Regions from separate parts of the Homo sapiens genome. Here all the other regions are linked to region 2. Evidence: chromatin contacts called from ENCODE Hi-C or POLR2A ChIA-PET data. All regions are on one chromosome and are shown on one strand. The core of a region is the stretch at or near the end of the contact, and the rest is flanking DNA. Distances in the headings are between cores, read along the strand shown. Region 1 overlaps SLC8A1 (solute carrier family 8 member A1). Region 2 overlaps SLC8A1 (solute carrier family 8 member A1). Region 3 overlaps SLC8A1 (solute carrier family 8 member A1).

What was found. Hi-C counts contacts between places; a loop is a spot of excess contacts on that map. ChIA-PET counts read pairs that join two places held with the same protein, here RNA polymerase II (POLR2A). Pooled maps may share reads with other maps.
Region 1: a loop to region 2 is called in a map of tibial artery, with 4 times the contacts of the local background. The contact joins two enhancer-like sites. A Hi-C loop is called at or near these places in 9 of 168 maps with a recorded cell type or tissue (IMR-90, OCI-LY7, Right ventricle myocardium inferior and 6 more), 1 of 37 single-sample maps with no recorded cell type and 9 of 50 pooled maps. POLR2A ChIA-PET finds 5 or more read pairs at or near these places in 3 of 52 experiments (AG04449, BJ and OCI-LY7).
Region 3: a map of sigmoid colon shows a loop between it and region 2 (2.4-fold over the local background). The contact joins two enhancer-like sites. A Hi-C loop is called at or near these places in 3 of 168 maps with a recorded cell type or tissue (GM12878, chondrocyte and sigmoid colon), 1 of 37 single-sample maps with no recorded cell type and 3 of 50 pooled maps. POLR2A ChIA-PET finds 5 or more read pairs at or near these places in 4 of 52 experiments (AG04450, BJ, OCI-LY7 and 1 more).

What each region holds. Positions count from the first base shown.
Region 1 is chr2:40,243,467-40,246,777 of GRCh38, reverse strand. All of the region lies in intron 2 of SLC8A1 (solute carrier family 8 member A1), which reads left to right. The region is part of intron 3 of SLC8A1-AS1 (SLC8A1 antisense RNA 1); the gene reads right to left. Among named protein-coding and RNA genes, the nearest start is that of SLC8A1, 210 kb to the left of the region's middle. Within about 2 kb of position 2,002, at least 8 of the 41 ENCODE cell types and tissues checked have a DNase peak (open chromatin) inside an H3K27ac peak, as active enhancers do; they include ascending aorta, heart right ventricle and tibial artery, where a contact is called at or near this core.
Region 2 is chr2:40,279,555-40,282,674 of GRCh38, reverse strand. The region is part of intron 2 of SLC8A1 (solute carrier family 8 member A1); the gene reads left to right. Among named protein-coding and RNA genes, the nearest start is that of SLC8A1, 170 kb to the left of the region's middle. Within about 2 kb of position 1,279, at least 11 of the 41 ENCODE cell types and tissues checked have a DNase peak (open chromatin) inside an H3K27ac peak, as active enhancers do; they include ascending aorta, heart right ventricle and tibial artery, where a contact is called at or near this core.
Region 3 is chr2:40,328,459-40,331,449 of GRCh38, reverse strand. All of the region lies in intron 2 of SLC8A1 (solute carrier family 8 member A1), which reads left to right. Among named protein-coding and RNA genes, the nearest start is that of SLC8A1, 120 kb to the left of the region's middle. Within about 2 kb of position 1,674, at least 5 of the 41 ENCODE cell types and tissues checked have a DNase peak (open chromatin) inside an H3K27ac peak, as active enhancers do.

The sequences.
Region 1 (3,311 bases), core at 753-3,252, 37 kb after region 2:
TAAAAACTTTTCTGTTTCAGAGAGTTCTAGCTTCCCATGAACAGCCTGAGTCTGAAAGCATATCAAAGCAATATGACTTCACCATCCATCTTCTGGAATTAATGAAGTAGCAGTGACTTTTCCTTATGAAAGGTCTGTTTGGAGGGCAATGTTGGAAACACAGTGCATTCAGCTGGCAGACCTTGAAGGCAAGATGTGCAGAAGAACTGACTGCACAGGAATCAGTCCTGAGCAGAGTGATTACCCCACAGTGTTTGGCTAAGCTGCTGTTATCCAAGGTTCTGCTGAATAAAACTCATAGAAGAACAAATGAACAAAGTCTGTCTTTAGGACTAGTTGGAAGCATTTACAGTGAACCATACCAAGTAAAACTCAAGAAAAAAATTTAGTTGCCCTATTTGACTCTGGCCAAAAGTTGCATGATTGCAGGGTAAACCCAATAAAAGCAGACGTTTTGAAGTGGAATCAGGACCACAGTTTGCGTATTTCAAGTTTCCCCTGTTGAGAATGTATTTCTAAAGTAAAAATGAGATAGATGTGTACCACATGCTTGTAGTGTATGTGTAACCAACCATATCCAAGATGTGCAACTATAAAACCTACATCTGGAATACATTTTTCCATTTCATCTTCTATGTGCACAGTTTAAAAATTAAGTATTGCCTAAGCAGAAAAAAAAGGAATTAAAACCTATGAACACTTTTAAAAGAAGAGAGGTTAATTGAGAAGCTATTTCTTAAACTAGTCTAAGACAGGTCATATGGCATAATGATTAACATCATAGGTCTCTGAGATGGACCTGTAGGGTCCTAGCTCAGCTTCTTATAACTATGTAACCTTGGTCAAGTTCCTTGACTTATGTAAACATCAGTTTCCTCATCCATGAAATGAGTCTCGAATGAAAGTAATGTATATAAAGCAGTCAACAGTCTGATATAAACCTCTTACCATTCTACGAGATTTAATTGTAGCTTAGAAACTGAACATGATGTCTATCTTGAGATATCTGTCTTGGTTTTAAAATGTGTTTTTCACAATATACATCACAGGAGAGCAGCAGATAGTCAAGAGAAGGAATGATTAAAAAAAAAAAAGTTTGACTTTTTAAGTAATATAAAACAAAATGACAATATTAATGCAAAGACGTCTGGTTTGGCCTGATTTTGCTAAATTCAGTGGTTCAAGTGGATCTTGTATATTACTAGTTATTTTCAAAGCAGAAGCAAACAGGTACATACAGCACAGAGTCAGAGTGTCCAAAAGTTTTACCCTGTCAACTTCCAGGATTGCTATGTTGTCCTCCCATGCACTCTGTCCTGAGAAAATGCCACTAACCCACTTTAGATTTGCACCTTATTCTTCTGGTGGACACGTGGCCTTTCACTGTGAATTTTGTCATAAGGAAAATAACGACTTGAATGTATTTAACGGACAATCAGTGTGACTACGTAGTATATGTTTAGAGCTGGAGAGGGATATCAGAGAGATCCGGTATAGGCTCCCAAACTAAAGAGCTGAGTTTCACTAGGGAGAGAGAGACCTGTACATGAACAGCACAAATCACAGAATCCCAAGTTTCTCCTATGTGCCACTTCCATAAGACTGAGTCCACTGGAGTGGGAATGATTCCTAATTTATACTGAATTATTCTTTTGATTATTTTCATGGCTATCACATATGGTACATATCCTAGGCCATTTAAGGTTGCTCAATTATATTGGCTGCCTATTTTTAACATAGCCATTTATGTAACTCAAGAGTCAGGAAGCTACCTTTGAACACTGTAAATTGTCAAATGGTTTTTGATTTCCTAGGTTCCTTATCACTTGGCAAATATGTACAGCAGACCTTTTCCAGAGAATGAGTGCACTGGGACTTATCCCCCAGACATTCCTTCTCTTTGTTAAACCCACAGTCTCAGGCAGGGACTCCAGCAACCCTTTCCTCGGGAGGAAGAAGCCTCTAGATTTCAGGAGTGCCCTCCAGTGGCTGCTCTGCTAACTAATCCTCTACTGATCTCCCCAAGGCTGACTGGGGCAGCACTTCTTGCAGAGCTAAAGCCCAGCTGAAAACTGAGGTAGGATCTTCTCACTTAGAAATATCCAGCAGTAGGAAAAGGCCTCGATCATTGCATAGACAGGCTAAAATTGACGAGTGCTTTCTGTCAGAAAGTTTGTGGGGTTTGGTGCATTTTTTTTTTTTTTTTTTTTTTGGTTTTTCATATCATGCACACCACTTGCCTACTCAGCTCCAAAAACAACATTCTCTCACAGCAACTGCCAGGGAAAAACATGAGGTGGAAAAATCAGAGTAACGTCTTCCCCTGGGGTGACATTATACAGGAAAAGTCATCGGACAACTCCCAGCCTGGCCTTCATAGGTCAGCAGGAAAGGCTGTCATTACCTTAGTGTTGTTGGGAAATTTAAAGAGATAATAGATGTGGAAACGCTCAGAAGGAGACTCACGTAGTAGATGCTCAGTAAATGATGGCTGTTAGCCTGTGGGTCTCTTCATGTGCACTGACGCTTTCCTAATGTATCTCCCACCACTAAACCAAGAGTGCAGTGTATTTACTTACTTCCTAACCCCCTAGTGAGGAGATACCAGGAAAGCTTCAAAATTTCTACATAGGAAAGCTTAGAGGAGGTGATCTGGTAAGAATGTAAGGCTTGCAGCTGTGTTTTCACAGCACTTTCCATTAAATTGCTCAGATGTTCATTTTTTTTAATAACAAAAGGGCTGCTGATGGGAGCGTTGTCCCCCAGACCCTAGACCCCTCAGTAATTACTCAGAAATGTCACAGTCTCCCTAGAAGCTATCCATTCTGCCCACTTTTCCTCTTACGTTGCTCCAGTTTCAAGTATTCCCCTTGAGGTTTTAGAAATAATGTTTGTTTATCTAGCACTTAGACTCATCAGAGGGAAGGAGGCACTAGAGCATTCACATGGAATTCCTCCCCCACTTGAATATTTGTCAGGAAAAAAAATAGATTCAACTATAAATGTGCAGCAGAGTTGGTGCCTTCCCACTGTGAATGTATTTTCAAGTGCACGGACCAATCCACCACAAAGGAAAAATGCAATACCCTTCCAAAAATACACAGTGCTGATGTGATGTTGCATTCCTTTGTTCATTTTCCCAGAGCCAGGTTACAGGGCCATAGGCTCCATTTGAATAGACTTCTTAGTCTAAAACAGAGGTAAAATCAAGCTCAAAGCCATGATGTTACTTTTTATTTTTTCTTAAATACTGAACTTAGACTTGAGAAATCTTTCTTTTCTTTTTCTCTTTTTTGAGACAGGGTCTCACT
Region 2 (3,120 bases), core at 30-2,529:
GGCCCCAAAAGCTACGTCATGTTTTTATTTCGGTACTAAACGGAGCAAAGGAGCGTGCAAAAATGAAACTGATGCATCTCACTTAGCATTGCAGTTAACGGAAAGGAAATCTCTTGAGAGCAAGGTCTATTTTTTATTTTTAATCTTGGGTAATAATAAAGTTGGCAGTCTGTATATGCCTGAGTGCGTAAACAAATGTACATAGGCAAACTTTCAAACTAGACATCCTTTGTATCAGTAAGATGGATGCTCAATGTCTTGGGTAATACAGAGATACAGAAGAGACAGTCTTTACCCTTGCTGAGTGTGAAAAGATCCTTCGTTTAGTAACTGTAACAACCATTCTTTTTATTGTGTTTTGTGTCTGGGGTGAGCAAGCTGAATTCTGGATTTTATTCCAGATCAGAAATTACTCCTTATTACTAATCCAGTCTTAAGGATTTACAGAATGTTTTTCTTTCAGATTTAGTTAAATTTCCCAGCATGCCTCTGAATGAGGTAAGAAACATACATGTCCTAGAAGAAAAAAAAAGTCAGAAAAAGTGGCATTTTACTGTATTTCATTATTTTGTTATTAGAAGGAGAGGACACAATTTGATACACCAGCATCAGTCATTAAAGGTACGCTCTTGTGTGGGGGAGCTGTGCTGAAGGGATAGAAGCCAGTAGCTAATCCACTGTTATACTTTTCTAGAAGAATAAACAGACTCCTGTGAACTACCAACTTTGAGTATTAGATTAGGATAAATCCAGGAGGGCTTTATTCCACCCAAAATTCAAGTGAAGACAGAGTCTTCAAAAAGCCCCAGGATGAAGAATCACTTCCTGAGAATCAGGGAACATTTACCTTTATTAACCATCATTAGCTGATTCCGGCTTACAGAAATTCCCCTGAGAATGGGTGTTGAAGTAATCACTGCTCTCTGCTCTACTTCCTTAAAAAGAAATCAGTTTTAAATGATGGGTCTTCACTCTTTCCAGACATTCCCAGCTCCACAGACTTAACAGCTTTTCTTTGTAAGTTGCCTGAAGGGAGCAGGGCTTGAAATCAAACTCATTCTCCATTAGACTTGCCAAGGCCCCAGGCAGTGCTGGGGAAAGGTAGCTCCCTTTGCAGCATAACTTTCACGAGTGCAAGTTGGGACTCAAGTCCTGAGACAGCTCACAAGCCCTGGCTGATTTAACTTGCCACTTTGTAGCTATTCTTGGCACATAGCCTGCATAGAGTTGGCCTATGAGACTTTTCTCTGTTTATAGCACCTTTCAACTCAGGCACTGAGAATGCTGACCAACAGTGTTGCTTTTTTTGTTCTTATTGCCCTTTCCAGAAACTATGTAAAATGGAAAACAGTTCCCATTTCTCTCATTCCAGCTGTGCCATCTGAGAGCACATTTCTCAGAGCACCCCCCCAACCCTTTTTTTTTAAATACATGACCACAAAAATGTCTCAGGAATGAAATTCTTTGAAAAGCTAAGACTTTCTTCTGCCCCATCCCTGGTAAACTCCGTTTGTTAATAAGTGCTACCATGGGTGCTTTGGTGAAGTATGTTTCACAGGTGACTCTTGTGAAATCTTACTGTCATTCATTGGCTCATTCCATCAAAACTAAGCAGGCAAGTTATAAGTGCAAGACAAATGGGAGGTACAAAGATGTATCAGCCTGCTTCTAGTAGGCTACAGTCCACCAGGAAAGATAAGCAATAAAAATTCATTCTATTCATGCTAACAGAAGTACAGACAACGTGCTGAGTTACTGTATAAAGAGATTGATTAATTCTATTTGAGAGAACTGAAGTCATGTTTTACCCACCTCTGCTTTTGCACAAAACATTCTTCCTGCCTAGAGCACCTTTGCCTGGCTATTGTTACAGGGTCTTCAAAGACTCCATTCAGATGTCACCTCTTCTTAGGAGCCTTTCTTGAAACTTTTGGTCTGGATTCATTGTCTCTTTTTACTTCATTTCTGTATTTATATCTGTGACATCATATATTAATTATTGATGTGTGACCTCTTTGCTGAAGTGTAAGACCCCAGAAGGCAGGGATTCAATCTTTTATTTCAGCATTCCCAGTGCCTGAATGTCACTCTGCTTTCAAAGAAAATGATTAATAAATGAATTAGTTAATTTAGCATGATGGTATTGCAATTTGTGTGCTTATCAGAGTTTTATGATTGAAGGCAAATGTGATATTTGTATATTTTGACCACCAGTGTTTTACATCAAGAAAGAATAGTTATCCAAAAATGGAATAGATATTTCCATGTACTCATGTGAAAAATTATCTGTGGGGCTTTTCAGAAAATGGGTTTTTGTTACTTTTCCATTAGGACAGATGTTTTATCCTGTGACAGAATGGTAAAATTAAATTTCAGGACTTTTAAGGAAGAGAAAACAACCTTTTTTTTTTTTTTTTTTTTTTAGTGTTTATTTCCTCAGGTTTTATCATTAGATTCTTTTATAATGGCAGACATTCATATTTTAGAGTCATATTTTAGTCAGGTTTACACTATCAATATTCATGTCTGTTTTTGCAATCCAGAGATAATCTTTAAAAGCAGAAATCTATCTAAAAGGCTAGGGTTTAAAGTTCTTTTCATTTTCACTAACTCCTTAATATGGTATTCAGTGTACTCCATAGCTTGCAATTTACAAATGCTGTATCTACATGGTCTGCCAATACAGATGCAATTGTATATTAATCAGAATTTTTAAAATCAGAATGGAAAAGAGGCAGGGAACAATTTTTAAAAGTTTAATAGATAAAGAAACAAAGAAAATGTAGGAGAGCTGAAGACTAAATAACAAATGCATACAATAGGAGATTGGTGAGCTACAGATTTTTAGTGAACTGTGCATGTTGGGGGCACGTGAGAGCTCACCTCCCCTCAAAAAAACAGAATGTACCAACTTTTCACCCTAGTAACAGATTTTACTTTGCATGCCAGTGTACTTTACAAGGCTGATGTAATGACTTCTTCCCCTAAAAGAAGGACTGAAATAGGATTTCCAGAGCACACTTGGGAAGAGATATGCCAGACCCTATCAAACATGGAATCAAATATAGCATCTCCGAAATTATGTCCCTGTGCAATGAAAGTTGGTTGGTTTGCCTTAAT
Region 3 (2,991 bases), core at 425-2,924, 48 kb before region 2:
TACTGTAGGGTTGCATATACATTAAAGTGGGTCATAGAAGTGAATACAGACAAGTACCAAATATAGTAGGCATTATGTGTGTGTGTTTTATGATTCTATGAATATTCTATGAATATTCTGTAGAAAATGAAGTTAAAAGCATTGGTTAGACTTTTCACTTTCTAGCCTCTCACTAGTGGTAATAAATAATGACAATAGTAATGATAAGACACATTTATTGATAATGTATTATGTGCCAGACACTAAGCTTAGCACACTATATGGCAATTACTGAATTATCTCAATAAATTCTTATAACAATCTCATACCATAGATAATATCACCCTCATTTTCCTAGGTAGGAATCAGAGGCTTAGAGCCAAGATTTGAACCCTTGTCTGCAGGCCTGCAAAGCTGATGCTCCTAGCATCTACGTGTACTCCTCAAAACCTATCATAAGATTTTATTTCATTTGGAAGAAAGAAAGTATTTATTGTCTTTTGAGACGTTTTTATTCATTCAATTTTGTATGTGGCTCTGGTTTGCAGGTAACTCGATTGTATTAGATTAGATATTTATCTGTAGTTACAAGCAAGTTATATTTAGCAAATGCCGTAGATTCCAGAGGCAGTAAATCTTGCCATTTGTCATTTTTCCAGAATGCCTCAATTTACTTGATTAATCATGATCAGTCAATTATTTAGCAGTCTGTGCAAAAAGAGAATATATTTTAACTTTATTTTTCCTTTATGAGCTGGTAATTGGTAAAATGAAGAGAATTTCCACATTTACCTTTGCAACTATAAGCAACTAGTAGTATATTTATTTTGTATATAGACAATTACCTCTCTTTATAATAGTAATTTATTGATGGGTGTGTGTGTGTCCCTGCTTGGAATAATGGACTGATGTGTAAATTCAGGGAAAACATCAGAAATGACTAATTAGAAAACATAAAGGAATACTACTCTTGTATTTCCAGTTTTCTACTTTATTTTAATATACCAAATGTAGTCAGCCTTAGACATTGCCTTTATTATTCACTGGTTGGTTTTGTTCTTTTCTTACGTTTAGTCCAACAACACACATAGTTTTCAAAGAGGTAAAACTAAATTTTATGGGAATTCAGCTTAAAGAATGGCAGGAAGGACTGGCCTTGATGACACATGACCATTTATCCTCATCATTTTAATGTGTTTCCTTTAATAGTCTCACTTCAGACAAAAACATATACTATCATCCTGCCTCTACTATGCAAATGGAAAAATATGGTACCTTCTAATGATCAGAAGTTAGAACGGGTCTTGGGAATAACCATTAGTCCTAATAAATAGCGTAGGATAGTCCATTCAAAAATATTATTTAAAATTCATTTTTATTAAGATATGCATCTAGCATCTACTTTTTGAAAAGTTTTAAGCTCCACACCCGTTTTTAGTTAGAAACATTAGTTTATGCTTCTGAAGTTTCAGCTCCTGCTCTTTAAATAGCTTGGCTGTCTTGTTTTTCCCCCCCTTTTTATTACATAGTACTTTCCCAGGGTAAGTGATAAATAAAGCTGGAGGGTTGGTCATAAATTCCCTTCCTCTCTTTCCCCTCTATCCTACCTCAGGTTATTTTTATGCTAGGATCTGTGACAGCGTGCCAGGACTCCAGTCAGCATCACATGCAGTGGGATGGGATTGAGGAATACTTGCAACCTGGGAGTCTTCCCTGCTTAAAGCTCTCACTTTAAACCTAAGCAAGGGCCTGGGATGGGAGCAAGAGCCTAAAACAAGAACTTGAATGTGCAGCACCCTATCCTTGCTAAGGGACTCGTCATGACAAGTGATGAGAATTCTTGGCCTGGTTTTGAAGATACGTCATAGGGCTGATTGGAAAGAAAAATCATTAGTAACTTAAATCCTTTTCTCTTTCCATCTCTTATTCTTCCTCACATCTGTGAATGAGGATTCTGTTGAACATCTTAAATACTTTCAGGTTTAGCAAGAGATCTTCCAATAGCCATTTAACAAACAGCAAGAGGAAGTTCAGCCCTTGGCCAAAGAGATTAAAAAATTTAAACACACTTGGATGTATTGAATTTATTAACTTGGCCTCCAGAAAGGGAACATTGTAGTTGCACAGGCAGCAAGAAAATTAACCATTCAGTGCTGTAAAATACAGGAAGTTAATAGTACTTCAGATTGTGGAGACAGAGGTCTGGGAAGGATTGTTGGAACTGATAACATTTGGTTGGACCTAACGGTTGCGTAAGGTTTCAATGGGCCAGAGAATATGAGAGTATTCATTCAAGGGAAACTGCAGGAATAAAGGTTTGGCCGAGTGAAAGTTTGTCTGTTTTCAGTGAATTTTAAATAGTCCAGTGCGTGTGTGTGTGTGTGTGTGTGTGTGTGTGTGTGTGTGTGTGAGGTTGTAGTGTGAGGAGATGAAAATAGAGAAGTAGTGTGAGTTGAAACCATAAGGGACCAGGAGGGATACATTAATGTGTCTGGATTGGGCTTTGCTGGTTTTCTAGAGTTGCTGGAAGTCCTTGGGCAGACAAGTGACATAATCTACTCTGTGCTCTTAAAAGGCAACTGGTAATGGTGTAGACCACAGATTGAAGGGGCTGAAGCTGGAGGCAAGCAGATCAGATGGGGGAGCCCTTGCAATAGTCCAGGTGGGAGATTTTGATCACCTACAATAGGAGGAAATTGGAAGTCACTGGGAAGCTGGGACCAAATTTGGAAACTGATTCAGTGTGAGCTATGAAGATGAAAGAGACCTGAAAGATGACACGCTTGCGAACTGTGGTGCTTTCAGATTATCTAGAGACCACAGAAAGAGTTCAGTTTGGGATATCTAGTTTAAACTGCTGTAAGAGGCAGTGGAAAATGTATGTATGCGAACAAAAATGAGAATTGAGAGCTGAAAATAGAGATTGGGGGATTCGCAGCAAGAAGTAATGACAAGAGCTAAGTCATCAGGTGACATTACCTACAGAAATATATAAAGAAGGAGAAAACTGCA